Linked DNA regions of Mus musculus: region 1 is linked to region 2. Evidence: chromatin contacts called from ENCODE Hi-C or POLR2A ChIA-PET data. All regions are on one chromosome and are shown on one strand. The core of a region is the stretch at or near the end of the contact, and the rest is flanking DNA. Distances in the headings are between cores, read along the strand shown. Region 1 holds the start of Plin2 (perilipin 2). Region 2 holds the start of Haus6 (HAUS augmin-like complex, subunit 6).

Evidence for each region. A loop is a pair of places that touch in the nucleus more often than their neighbours do. ChIA-PET counts read pairs that join two places held with the same protein, here RNA polymerase II (POLR2A).
Region 1: POLR2A ChIA-PET joins it to region 2 with 10 read pairs in embryonic stem cell. The contact joins the promoter of Plin2 here to the promoter of Haus6 in region 2. A Hi-C loop is called at or near these places in 4 of 37 maps with a recorded cell type or tissue (Patski, T-helper 17 cell and regulatory T cell). POLR2A ChIA-PET finds 5 or more read pairs at or near these places in 4 of 5 experiments (Patski and embryonic stem cell).

Annotation. Positions count from the first base shown.
Region 1 is chr4:86,667,458-86,674,508 of GRCm38, forward strand. Plin2 (perilipin 2) reads right to left here and starts at 2,602. Exons shown (of 8, transcript NM_007408.3): 1 at 2,488-2,602; 2 at 1,193-1,248; 3 at 910-1,105. The coding sequence starts at 1,222.
Region 2 is chr4:86,610,726-86,617,413 of GRCm38, forward strand. Haus6 (HAUS augmin-like complex, subunit 6) reads right to left here and starts at 1,330. Exons shown (of 17, transcript NM_173400.3): 1 at 961-1,330. The coding sequence starts at 1,088.

The DNA of each region.
Region 1 (7,051 bases), core at 1,352-3,851, 58 kb after region 2:
TTTCCTCAACTGAAGCTCCTTTCTCTGTGATAACCCCAGCTGTGTCAAGTTGACACAAAACTAGCCAGTACACTCCTATAATAAATAATTAAATCTAAAAAAGAAAAAAGAAAAAAAAGAAAAGTTTGGGCGGGGAGCTAATTCAGTGGTAAGGGAGCTCAATACCCAGCCTGAGGACCTGAATTAGATCTGGTATTCTCTGAGCATTGGCACGGCATGCATCTACACACAAATGCATACACACATGCAGACACAAAATGTAAACACAAATGTAATCAAATTTTGTTTTTTCAATCTGCACACGCTGTATGAGAAAGCTAACTCAGGAAACCCCCTTGGATGATGCCTTTGTAATTTCAGTTATTAACACAAAAGTGTTTTGGAAATTTACTTTTTCTTTTCTTTTTGGTTTGTTGTCTTGTCTTGAGACACGTTCTCACTATATAGCTCTGACTAGCCTGGATTTTGTTAGGTAGACTAAAGTGGGCTTGAACACAAAGATCTGCCTGCCTAATTGGACTAACGGCACACACCCTCGAGTATAGGGTTGTTGTTGTTGTTTGTTTGTTTGTTTGTTTGTTTTTCCTTTTTGAGACACTGTCTCATACAGCCCAGGCAGCCTGCAGTTCACTATGTAGCCATGGTCTGCCTTCAACTGACACCTCTTCACCTCCCTTCAAAGTGCTGGGGTGTGAGCACCACGCCTGGCTGGGAAGTTTCTATTAGAGTAATAAGAGTGAGCACCGGTATGGCTGTGAAGAGCCCATCCGTGTGAAGGAAGGTCAGCAGACAGTTTCTGGGTAGAGGAGGGATTGTGCTTCAGGAAGGCCTGGGGGATCCCTGGTGTGACTTAGCACTCACCCTACCCAGTCCCTTGGGCTCAGTGTTGACCGCAGAATCTAGACTCACTTTGTGGCTCCAGCTTCTGGATGATGGGCAGGGCACTTGTCATGGCCGCAGAGGTCACGGTCTTCACGCCCTTCTCGGCCATCTCACACACGGATCTCAAATACGGGTACTGATCCTTTGTACTGACATAAGCGGAGGACACAAGGTCGTAGGTAGAGCTCACCAAGGGCAGGTTGGCCACTCTCATCACCACGCTCTGCAAACACGGAGGAGTGGATAGTAATGACTCAAATCACAAGAAAGGAAAAAGGACCAAGAAACGAATACTTAAAAAAAATCATACCTGTTGCGGATCCACTACTGCTGCTGCCATTTTTTCCTCCTGGAGAAAAGAGACGCCTGGAGAGAAAAGAAACTGGTTTCAGAACATTGAGGACCAATTCCTGTCCCAACCTAGGCAGGCCCACAATTCCAGCATAGACAGTTTCAGTTCCCCAACCCCACCCCTCTAGTTCAGAGCCCTTTTCAAGGCCAACAACCTGACTGGAGGCTCCAGGGCTGTTTACACACTTTCAATAGGAAAGAGTAGTCATTGTCCTGTCTCTTAAATGGGACACTAGAAATGCCTCTGAAATGCCTGTTCTCAAAAATGCTAACCCAAAAGGCAGAAAATTCCATTTAAACAGAAGACATCTTAGATTCCCCCAAACACCTGCCCTTAATTAGTTAATGGATTTATTTCTGTAGGCTTTCTGAGACAGTATTTCTCTTTGTAACAGTCCTGGCTAGCCAGGTTGGCCTGGAACTCACCAGACCTACCTGCCTTTGCCTCCCAAGTGCTAGAATTAAAGATGGCCCTTGCTATACTTAGTCTCTGCCTGTCTAAAGCCCAGGCTGACTCTCTCTACTCTACTTCACTAGTGTTGGTATTAGGTACAGGCCACCATGCCGGGCTCTCAGCATCAGGACTATCAAACTGATACTTGAGGGTGTTTACCACTCTTGTGAACAAGATTGAAACCAGCAGTGGCTGCCTTAATGCTGACTGAGCTCAAGAAAGTCACTCCAGGGAACTGTAAAATCTCCTATCCCCAGTGACCCACACCCACATGAAACTGCCTTCTGCCCAGCAACAGAACCTGTCTAGACTGCTCTGCCTCCAATCCAAAGTCCCAGTTCCTTAGGAAGAACTGTCCAGAAAGCAGAAGCTTCGAGCAGTATCTATACCAAGGAGCAGCCCATAAAATATCTCCTTCCGTTTTCCAAGGGTGAGGTGGGGCTGAGGCAGAGGAGGAGCAAGAGTTTCAGCCCAGCTTGGACCATAGAGAGCCTGCGGGCAGCCAGTGCTGCCTAGTGGGACACTAAAGGAAACCCAGACAATTCTCACTATGCACCTTATAAGTTCTTCTGTGAGGTGTTTCCATTTAAATAAAACCTCGACCGGACAAATGCAAGTTGCTCTACCACAGAAGGACGTGCAAACAGAAAGGAAAACTCTAGAACAAAAGCGAGAGCTTTCCCAACCAGCCCGGGGCTGCTCCCTCCCCCCTCCTCCCCCACCGACCCATTGCTGCAGTTCCGAGCCCAGTGCAGGCAGAGCAGCAGCGGCCTGAGGGCCAGATCTGGTGCAGGACCTACCTAACAGGAGAGCTGAGGGACGAGCAAGTCCGCACGGTCCAGATCACCACACAGCAAAGCGGCCAGAACGACTGTTAAAATATCGCTTGACTGCCCCGCCCAAGCCTCCGAGCCACGTGATAGCCCAGCTGCCTGGGGCCGCTGAACCCTGTGCTGGGCTGGACTGGGACTCTGGGGCCACTCATTGGGGATGAGGGCGTGGGAACCCCAACCTGGTGCCACAATATCGGGGGCCTCCTTGGTTTCCTGAGCCCAGTGCCCTGAGATCCCAGATCAGTACAAGAAGAGCAGGAGCCAGCCGGGGCGAGGCCTTCTGCTGTCTGACTTAGGTCAGGGGTCCTGAAAGCTGCATTGCAAAGATGCAGGGCGTCTTGGGGTTTTGGAAAATGCAGACAAATTAACCAGAGTCTTCAGAAAAGACCACTTCAAAACTGGAAGTTCGGGTTCTAACCTTTTACTTTAAGTCAAGAAAGTTACAAAGATGTGTGGAATTCCAACACGTTAATGACCTGTAGGGACTTCTGGTTTACTGCTCTATGGATGTAAACAATTCATCCATGGGATGTGGCGGCTCTGGTCTGTAATCCCCAGCCAGCACTAGGGAAATTGCGGCAGGAGGATTGTTGTGAGTTCTAGGCCAGAAAAAATACCGTTCTCAAAGAGAGACAACTTATCAAAAGCTTCTAATTAAAAGGTTGATCTGAATTTCCACAAGCAAAGCTTGAGCCTCTCTTCTGTGTTTTCTTTAGTAAAACAATTCCAAATTGCTCCTTAGTGATATCAGCCAACAACTAAGGAAGATGGCCAACTTTATCGTGACTTATGCAATATTTTTAAGTGGTCTGAATCATTTTTTAATCCTTGTCGAGAGGGCAGGGACGTGAACTGGGTTATTTGATCTTGAAAGTTGTACAGCCATCTGGAGTCATAAGGGTTCAGGGAATTTCTTTCCTGGAAAAAGATACAGGTGCAGGCCTTCTAGTTCCTTGCAAGGGAAACTAGAAGGAACAGTTGAAGATAGGAAGGAAGCTCTTGTGCCCTAGCTACATAGATCCCCTGTCACCAGAATATGTAATAAGAGCAACAGCAACAGTGCTGGGCCCTACTAACCGGGGCTTGTGGAAGGTGCCTTTGGAGCTATGGAATTTGAACTCTGGGCAGCACTCACCTCCACGTCAATCATTTCCCCAAAGTTGCATACACACAAGCGCTGCTTACTTTTTCAAAGGTCCAAAGAGCCAAACTGGCTTCATTAATATGTGTGCCTGAATCAATCCATTGCAGGCACTGGAAGACACCACCGTATAATTATAAAGGAAAAAGAAAAAGAAGAAATGTCTGGAAGTCCAAAGATGCTCTGGATGTTTTTATTAAAGATTGTGTTTTACATGCGTATGCATGTATGTATGTATGTATGTATGTATGTATGTATGTATGCCACATCTGTGCAGATGTCATCTGAGACCTTTTAGAAAAGGACATTGGATTGCTAGGAGCTGAAGTTTAGCTGATTGTGAGCCAAAGCACTCAGGAGACTGAGACAGGAGGATTACAGGTTTGAGACTAGGTTGAGCTACATAGTGAATACCAAACCAGGCAGGCTACACAGCAAGACACTGACCCCACCAAACCAAACCAAACCAAACCACCCCACAATTCTCCTTCTGATAGTGATGATGATGTAAAAATGAGAACAATCAACTACATCCTTTTTTTAAATTTAATTTTATTTTTTGGTATTATTCTAAGTCAGAGGTTCTCAACCTGTGGGTCATGGCTCAGGAGTCTAACAACCCTTTCACAGGGGCCGCCTAAGACTATCTGCATAGCAGATATTTACATTTCGGTTCATAACAGTAGCAAAATTACAGCTAAGAAGTAGCAACAAAATAATGATACAGTTGGAGGTCACCACAGCTGTTTTAAAGGGTGACAGCAATAGGAAGGTTGAGAACCACTGCTCTAAGCAAATATTTGATCTGTCCACCGCTTGTTACTCCCCTCCCCCACATTCTAATGACGGCTCTCCAACATGACCTCTTTCTTTGCCCTTTCACCTACAAAAGGCCTCTTTTTTACATTTCAAGCCAGTGAGTCACTTCCTCTTGTTAAAGATGTGCAATTTTTCTTCTGTTTTTGTCTGCCAGGGAAGAAGGAGGCCCCTGGGGGATCATCTGGGATCAGAGTATTCTAACCTGCGAAGGTTGGACCACATCAAATTAATCTGTTTCTATTTCACTTTCACCAGTGTGAGAACTTGAGAAGAAGACTTACTAAGAAAAATTAGGATGACTCCTGAGAGTCGGAGGGCCTTCAAGTTGTCTTTCTTTTTTTCTCTTGAGACAAACTCTCACTCTGTAGCCCAGGCTGGCTTTAAACGCATCATGGAGCCCAGGCTGACTTCAAACTTGCAGTGATCCTCCTGCCGCAGCTTCTTGAGTATTATGAATACTGGCGTGAGCTATGCCCAGAAAAAGCTATTTTTATAAAATGAGCTCTCATGGTGTGTTCTAGGACAGCAGAGTCACCTGATCAGAGAGTTCTGCCTTCCTAGTCCAGATCTACTGAGACGGGATCTGAGGGGATTAGTCGGACATTACAGCAGCATGGAGCCTTGCTGGCGTGGAATTACTACGACCTTTTTATAAAGAAACCGCCTCGGGGAAGTCACCTGATCTGCCATAGTCTAAAGACCAAGCAGCAACTTGACCAAGATTAGATCCCAAGGCGATGATGGCCTGAGCTGGTTGCTTAACTTGTTTTTGCCTTGGCTTTCTCACCTGTGAAATGGAGATAACACTGCTTCCTGGTCTAGATAAAGTCATTTGGCTATTCCTTCTATTAGTCTTTTGTCTGTCTGATGTTTCTTTATTTTCTTTCTTCTTTCTTTCTTATTTTAAAGTCAGGGAATCACTGTGTAGCCTAGGCAACCCTCATATTCATTGTGTAGTTTAGGTTGGCCCTGATCCTCCTCTTTACTTCTTAAATGCTGGGATTGCAGGCATGTGATTAGGATTACAGTCACATATCACCACGCCTCTCTAAACTCTGCCTTTACATGGTAAGAATAAGGGGATGGCAAGATGGCTCAGTGGGTGATAGTGCTTTCTGTGCCAGCCTGAGGGCCTGAGTTTACATCACAGCACCCACATAAAAAAGCCAAATGTGGTTGGCCAGCATTGAGAGAAGGAGAAGGCAGGAGAATAACCGGGGTTTGCTGGATTCCAGCCTAGCTTCAGGTTCAGTGAGAGATCTGTCTCAAAGGACCAAGAGGGGAAATGACATTGAAGAACACCCTATCTCCTCCACCTGTGTGTACGTGACCTGCACATTCCTAAGCATGCTTAGCACACACACAAGCACACACACATACAAAGGAAGGGTAGAGAGCACTGGGAGAGATGGCACACACCTGGCATCACAGCACTAGGGAACCTGAGAAAGAGGACTGCCAGGAGTTCAGGACTCCTAGTGAGTTCCAGGCAACCTGGACTACACAGCAAGATACTCTTTAAAGAGATGGGAGTCTGTGTTCGGAAGCTAGAAGGGCTTGCTATCAAGCCTGATGATTGGAGTTAGATTTCCCAGAACCCTCTTGGTGACAGGAGAAAGAAATGATGCCCACAGTGGTTTTCTGATCTGTAAAAGCTCTTCATTCACACCAGCTACCACCAGCACCACTGAAATTTAAAAATCAAAACAAAACAAAAAAACCCTAAGTAAATAAAAATGTAAAAGAGTAAGGACAAAGACAAGCGTGATGGGGCATGCCTTTAATCCCAACACTTGGGAGACAGAGGAAGATGGATTTCTGAGTTCAAAGCCAGTCTGGTCTACTTAAGGAGTTTGAATTCCTGCCAAAGCTACACAGTGGAAAAAGGGGGGAGGGGGAAGGGGAAGGGGATAGGGGAAAGATGGTATTTGTTTCTGTGGAATAATTAGAAAAAGGGGGCTATAAGTAATCTTTTGGAAGCTGGGAATTTTTTTTATTATTCTAGGAATATTACGCATCTATATTCTGACACTCTACCAAGCCATATACTTACTTTTTGTTTTGTTTTGTTTTTTAAATGTATGTTATGCTAGGTCTCACTGTGTTTCCATGGCTGCCTTGTTCAGTGCAGGCTGGCCTTGAACACATAGAGATCTGCCTGCCTCGATCTTCCCAGTGCTGGAATCAAAGGTATGAGTGACCACACCTGGCTGAAGTTTTGAGAAGCTGAGAAAGGTTCTGGGTGAGATAAATGAATCAGTAAGTGGAACAGTCAGAATAGAGTCACACATGGAAATGGGACAATTCATAACTTAGACATGCTTAGCCTATTGTTAAGGGAGTCCTGCTGTGCACTGAAGGGAGAGCTGGGCTGGGCCAGCAGGAGAGCTAGAAGGAATCTCAGGTATGCATCACTGACTTCCCAGACATTGCCCAGTCTGATTCCCTGAGCTGCAAACCACAGGCTGATGTGGCTGACCACCCATTGTCTAGGCTTGTGGCAATGCTGATTGTAATGGGAATGGCTTGAAGCACATTTGCTGTTACCTTCTACCAAGATGAAGCCAAGGT
Region 2 (6,688 bases), core at 80-2,579:
AAAGAGGTCCAGAAGCCTTGTCTTGAAAAATAAACAAACAAACAAAAACAAAAATCAAACAAAAGACAAAATTCATTGAGACTGGAGAGATGTCTCAGGTTACTAACAGTGTCTGCGCCTCCAAAAAGACACGGGTTCAATTCCCAGAATCCACATGGCAGATCTAAACTGTAACTCCAGTCCCAGAAGATCTGACAACCTCACACAAGACATACAAGCAAGCAAAACAGCAATCTGGAGGAGCAAGGCGATGGAATTAAAATCCCAGCACACCTCCCATTACTACAGAGAGGGGGGTTTTGTCTCAAAATAAAAATAATAGTAGCCGGGCGGTGGTGGCGCACGCCTTTAATCCCAGCACTTGGGAGGCAGAGGCAGACGGATTTCTGAGTTCAAGGCCAGCCTGGTCTACAAAGTGAGTTCCAGGACAGCCAGGGCTATACAGAGAAACCCTGTCTCGAAAAAAAAAAATAGTAATAATGGTGATGATGGTGATATAGTAATAATAGAATCATTCTTTCCATTAAATTATAAGGAGGAAAGGGGGCCTGAAACCGGAAGCTCGTGTCTAAAGTATACAAATATAAACAAAGTATTTCTTTTTGTGATCGCAACCATAACTGAAGTGGCAAAGGAAAGGGTATCGGCTTTTGATTTTCATTCCCACACATTATTATGTTTTTGCTAGCTGTAACATGTTTTAGTTCGGATTCAAAGTTTAAACCCACAGTTAACTACTTATAAGATGTTTGCATATATAGTTCCCCGACGCCTCCCACCAACTACAGACCACGAAGGCAGGGTTAAGCGGGCCCGCCGTTGTGCCTCAACTGCAGAGCACGCCTCTAAAGCGTCCCGCACCCGCATCCCTTACACTGGTGACGACCAGTCCCCCACCACAGGGTTCTGCCGCCAGTGACTGGACGCCAAGGACCGCGCCACCGCCCCAGATCTCCTTACTCTCCAAGGTGCGCGTGCGGCACCATCTTCCCGCCGAACGTGATGCTGGAGCTCGGATCCAAGCCCAGCGCCTGCAGGTACATCCAGAGATGCTGCTTCTCGAAAGCGGAGTCCCGGGCCGAGCTCATGCTTTCCACGGGCAGGGCGACTGTGACGGAGGAAAACGAAGGCACCGAAGCCGTGAGGACCCTTGGACCCCTCCTACAGGCATCCCGGGGTGACGACAACCCCTCTGCGGCGGCCGCCCGCTGCCTCCTCTCCGAGAGCCATCCCACCACAAAAGGCCGAACGCGCCCAGAAAAACAGACAGTGACTGCAGCGCTCCACGCAAACCAAGACTCCCGCGCTTGCGGAAGACTACACTGCGCAGGCGCAGGCGCAGTCCCGACTTCCGGGACTGGTCTTCCTAAGAGGACTCAATCTCCCACCATGCAATGCATCCCTGTCTCCGGGCACATGAAGTCCCTGAGAGAAACTATAAGACCCACAAAGCATTGCGTGACCAGCCAATTGCCCCAAGGTCCGGAAACCGGGTGTTTTCTAGAGCCCTCCCGGCCTTAGTTCCGGATTCTTTGCGTTTTAGGTTTCTGTTGCTCGGGTTGTGATTGCTGTTCAGTAAAAGCTACATTGTAGCTCCTTATAGTGAGTGATGCAGGTGTATGGCCCTAAACAAATCATCTTTTCCTTTATTTTAAGACAGGGTCTTGTCCGGTGGAGGCAGCGGTGTACTCCTTTAATCCCAGTACTCAGAGGAGAAGAACTTTGTTAGTTCGAGAACACTACTGATTTCCGGGACAGCCAGAGCTACACAAAGAAACCCTGTCTCGAAATAAAACAAAGCAAAACCAAAAAGGCAGGATCTTGCTATGTAGCTCTAACTTTATGTAGCGCAGTCTGGCGTCGAAGACTGTACCTGCCTTCCTACTATATGAATTAATGGGCAAGAGTCACAGGGGCCGATGGAGTTGTTCATTGATCACCTCATCTAGAGTGCTTGGCAAAATTTTTATTATCAAATGTTTCTTTGGTCGTGGAGGTTGCAAGTCGAGATTTCTTTTAGCCTCCTCTGGCCTTGAACTCCCTTCCCAAAGGAAGATGACCCTGAATTCCTAATTCTGGAATGCTCTCCATCTTTGTGGGAGGCACCACCAGCCATACTTCAACTTGCTGTACTAGAAATCTGTCTCTCACCGGGCAGCACTTGGGAGGAGAAGACAGGCGGATTTCTGAGTTGCAGGCCAGCCTGGTCTACAGAGTGAGTTCCAGGACAGCCAGAGCTATTCAGAGAAACCCTATCTCGAATAACAACTACAACAAAGTCTGTCTCTCTGCTGAGTGTCAGGAGTCATAATGGGACAAGCATCATCCTGAAGTGGTCTACTTCGGATTATTAGATGACCTGCGACAGGTGCACCCTTATTAAGCAAGGCTGTAAGGAATTCATTTTAGGGAAGATTCCTGCTATTAATATTGCTTTTCCTGTTATTATTAAAAATATATAACAATCACTAAGTAGTAGCACACCCCTTTGGAGCAGATCTCTGCAGATCCATGAAGATGTATTGTCTTGTAGTGATGCCATATAGACAAATAGATGACTTAAGTCATCATGATGATCCTATAAGAATTCCTAAAATTTTATCTGTGATTATTAAGCTCATTTTTACTGGGACTCCTATTAAGTCGTTTTTGATAGTCAAAACTGCAATGAGAACTCGGCCAATTTTCCACATGTTACCAGTTCTTAGATGGTAACCAGATTTTCTCCTATTCAGAGCACATTCCAAGAGGTGATAAAACAATTAACCAAAAGTCATATAAAGGGAACTAATGATTTATTATAGGTGCTAGGACAGAAGATAAAATATTGACTGGGTTTATCTATACAAAACTTCACTAATAACTTAGTTATGGTTTTAAACCTTCAGTGAACCTGTGGAGCTGAGACAGGTGATGGATGTTTAGCCAGAAAATTATTCCTAATGGATACGAATGTAGACATTCTCTATTGTAAACTTCTATTTCAATTTATGATTTGATTTTTTGTGTGAACTTTGTGATCATGTATTCTGAAAGATGTATAGGTACTGAAGACAAATGAGAAAGAAGAATTTTTTAAAGCCTTTCCCCACTTAGACTAGAATTTTTTGCCTTTCCCCCCTTAGAAGAATTTTTCCCTTTTCCTTTTCCCACTTAGGATCTTTTCGCTTTTCCCCTTAGATGGCTTCCATAGGAAACTTTTTACAACTTAGTAATAAATGCTATAATAACTTTTCTAAGTGTCCCTTTTTCTTCCTGTGACTTCTGACTAGCAGGCTGAAAGTTAGAGCCCAGCAGTTCCTGCCGAGATGGAACAAAGGCACATTGTTTAATCCTCTGCTGTTAGGCTACAGTTATTAATCACCTAAACCAGCAGTCTTTTACCCTCAGAAGGACGTTTTAGAAGTTATCATCAGCATTTCAGTACAGTTAGAGAGCTAGAAAGCCCCAAGACCTCAGACTTTAAAGCCATCACCAGAGTCCTACTCTATGACTCCACCACTACACTCTCCAGGCTAGGAGGCTCCCTTCACCTAAGTATACAGCTTCCCCTTCCAGCACCCTGAACTTCTGGCTATTCTTTCTCGAACATCCCTTGTATAACAAGTCCTTCGAGGTAGGGAACTATCATATTTCACATTACCATATCAAGCAGTTATTGCCTCCTGACTTACTAAAAGCACCAGTTCCTGTAAAATTAAGTTCCTGTAGTTTGCAAGGAGGCCATCTGTAAGCTTTCCAAAGCACCAGAGTTCATTCTAAGATCTGACATTGCTCACAGGAAGTTTTGGTGTTTGATTATTATCCACATAGGTGACTTTTTAAATATCCCAGCCTCTCAGTTAACTGACCTTGTTTAAGTCTGTCTTCCATTCTGCTCATGGTATAAAACCCTTTATGTTGTCAATTTTGCTCTAACACTTCCATAATCTCAACCTCCTAACCTTGAAGCCCAACCCCTCCACATCTCATATATTCACACATGAATTTGTGGAACTACACAGATGTACAGGATTCAATTTGCTGGATTTGTTATCCATATAAATATTCAAATTATCCTTTATTTGGACAATGAGGACTTACTCAAATTTCCAAGAAATTGAAGGCTCATTTTGGGCAGTTCCTGTGCAGACCTGAAATCAGCCATTTCTTCCAGAACCCCTGCTTTAGTGAGAAATCATACTTTGTGACCATGACCTGGGCAAAAAGGACATTCATAGTTACTAAAATATGTATTTATATTTTAGTTTATAGAATATATTTAGCTACTTAATACTTGATACTGTTTTGTGACCAGCAATGTTTTGTGCCACTAACCTCACAAATTCAGTTGTTGATATAATCTTTTCGTGCATTGTGTGAAGGTTGTCTTTGTATATTCAAATATTGAATGCTGTACCAGCAGATAGCTGAGTACTGTCCACATTTTGGTTTTGTTATTCTTACAAATTATCACCTACCCCAATATTTTGTAATACCTTCCTCACTTACTAGTTGATTTAATAAAAATATGAAAGTCAATAGCTGCCAGGAGAGGAAAGGCAGAACTTCTTAGCAGAGAGAGAGTTTCTGGGAGAAGAACCAGATGTGGGGATTCACCAGCATGACATGGGATTGAAGGAGAAAGACAGGAAAAGGGCCATATGGAGGGACAGAGGCCAGGATTTGGTGGAGTATAATAGCTGAGAAACTGCCCAGCTATAGTACCTAGGCTTTTAAAAACAGCAAGTCTCCATTTCCTTATTCCATCCACTGGAAGTCCAGAGAAAGTCCTGCTATATTCAGTGTCTTAATCTTTATAGTAAATCCAGCACTGAGGCAAGTTAAGAAGGTTTTTTTGTTTTTGTTTTTGTTTTTGTTTTTGTTTTTGTTTTTTTAATTTTAAGAGGACCTGGGAAGGGGAAAGAACCATACACTTTAGGATCTAGTTTTGTGTTTCCTGATGACTGAGTCAACAAGTATCAAGGCAACTGCTAGAACCCAAATTGCCTGCAAAGGAAGTGCTTGTTTTCATGAACACAGCTCAATGAGAAGGTTTGGGTGTGTGGAGATACCGTTTCATTATGTATTCCTAGCCTATGTAGAACTCACTACGGAAACCAGCCTGGCCTTGAACTCCCAAAGATGTGCCTGCCTCTGCCTCCCGAATGTACCTGGCTTAAATGAGAATATTTAAACCACAAACTACAGTTACTTAAGACTAGCAAGACTGTGGCCTTGAGTTTAAATACATTAGCACTCTTTTGCTGCCCTTAAACCTAAACAATGCACTTCCAAAAAGAGACAATTTCGTGTGCAAAAGAAACTTTGTTGATGGTGTTATCTTTCTTGAGACAGAGACTCCTGTAAAATAGCATGGTCTCAAATTCACTATGTAGTAGAGGCTGGCCTTGGACTCTGATCCTCCTGCCTCCTACCTCTCAAAACCTTCAGAGTTCTAGGATTAAAGATATGCAACACCAGGCCCAACTGGAAAAATTTCAAGATAGGAAAAGTAAGTAAAGAACCTCTAGTACTTTTTACTTAATTTTTAAATTTCTCTTGATCTTAAAACCTTTTTGTAAATTACATCCTCTGAGCACAGTGACATAGAAGGCCATGGAGTCACACACTTGAGCATTTCCTCTAGATGTGGTGGTGATGGCTTTAACCCCAGCACTCAGGAGGCAGAGGCAGGAGAATCTCTGAATTCGAAGCCAGCCTGTTCTAAGTAGTGAGTTCCAGGACAGCCAGGGCTACACAGGGAAACCCTGTCTCAAAAAAAAAAAAAAAAAAAAAAAGAATGTCCTAAGAAAGAGAAATTAGCAATGTTCAGGTTTTTTGTTTTTGTTTTTGTTTTTCGAGACAGGGTTTCTCTGTGTAGCCCTGGCTGTCCTGGAACTCACTCTGTAGACTAGGCTGGCCTCAAACTCAGAAATCCGCCTGCCTCTGCCTCCCGAGTGCTGGGATTAAAGGCGTGCACCGCCACGCCAGGCTGCAATGTTCAGTTTTTAAAAAGGCTCTCTGGTCCACTTTTATGCTACCCAATTTCTATATTTTTATTACGTGTGTGTGTGAGAACAGTTTGCGAGAGTCACTCTATCGTGTAGGTTCTAAAGAGTCACATTCAGATCACCAGGTTTGGCAGGGAGCCCTTTACCCGTTAAGCCATCTCACTGACCTACAGCCAAACGTTATTGTAAAGGCATTTCAGCAATTAAACATTAAGGAATTGTATGAAATGACACAGTGTGCAGAACAGGATCTCTTACAAAGGGTCATGTCATTTACTACTGAGATCAAGCAGCCAAACAGGAGGAGATGAACGTTTACTAAAGCCACAGGGAGAAAACACAGGCAAACATTTAGTATGTGTTTACATATTATGTTTTCAATAAAATATGTTATTTTGATCATTCTGAGACAGGATTTTGCTAAGTATCTCTGTCTGTCTGTCTGTCTGTCTGTCTGTCTGTCTGTCTGTCATGATTCAGTGTAACTCAAGCTGGGCTTACTTTTTAGTTTTCCAGATCTTAATCTGGCTTTGAACTTGCTGTGTAACTGAGGCTCATCTTGAACTCCTGATATTCTAGCTCCACTTCCTACATGCTGAGATTACAGATGGGAGCCACATATATGCCTCATTCAAGCCATGATTTTGATATGTAACTCAGCAACACTAAATATGTTCACAATGTCGTCCAACTAT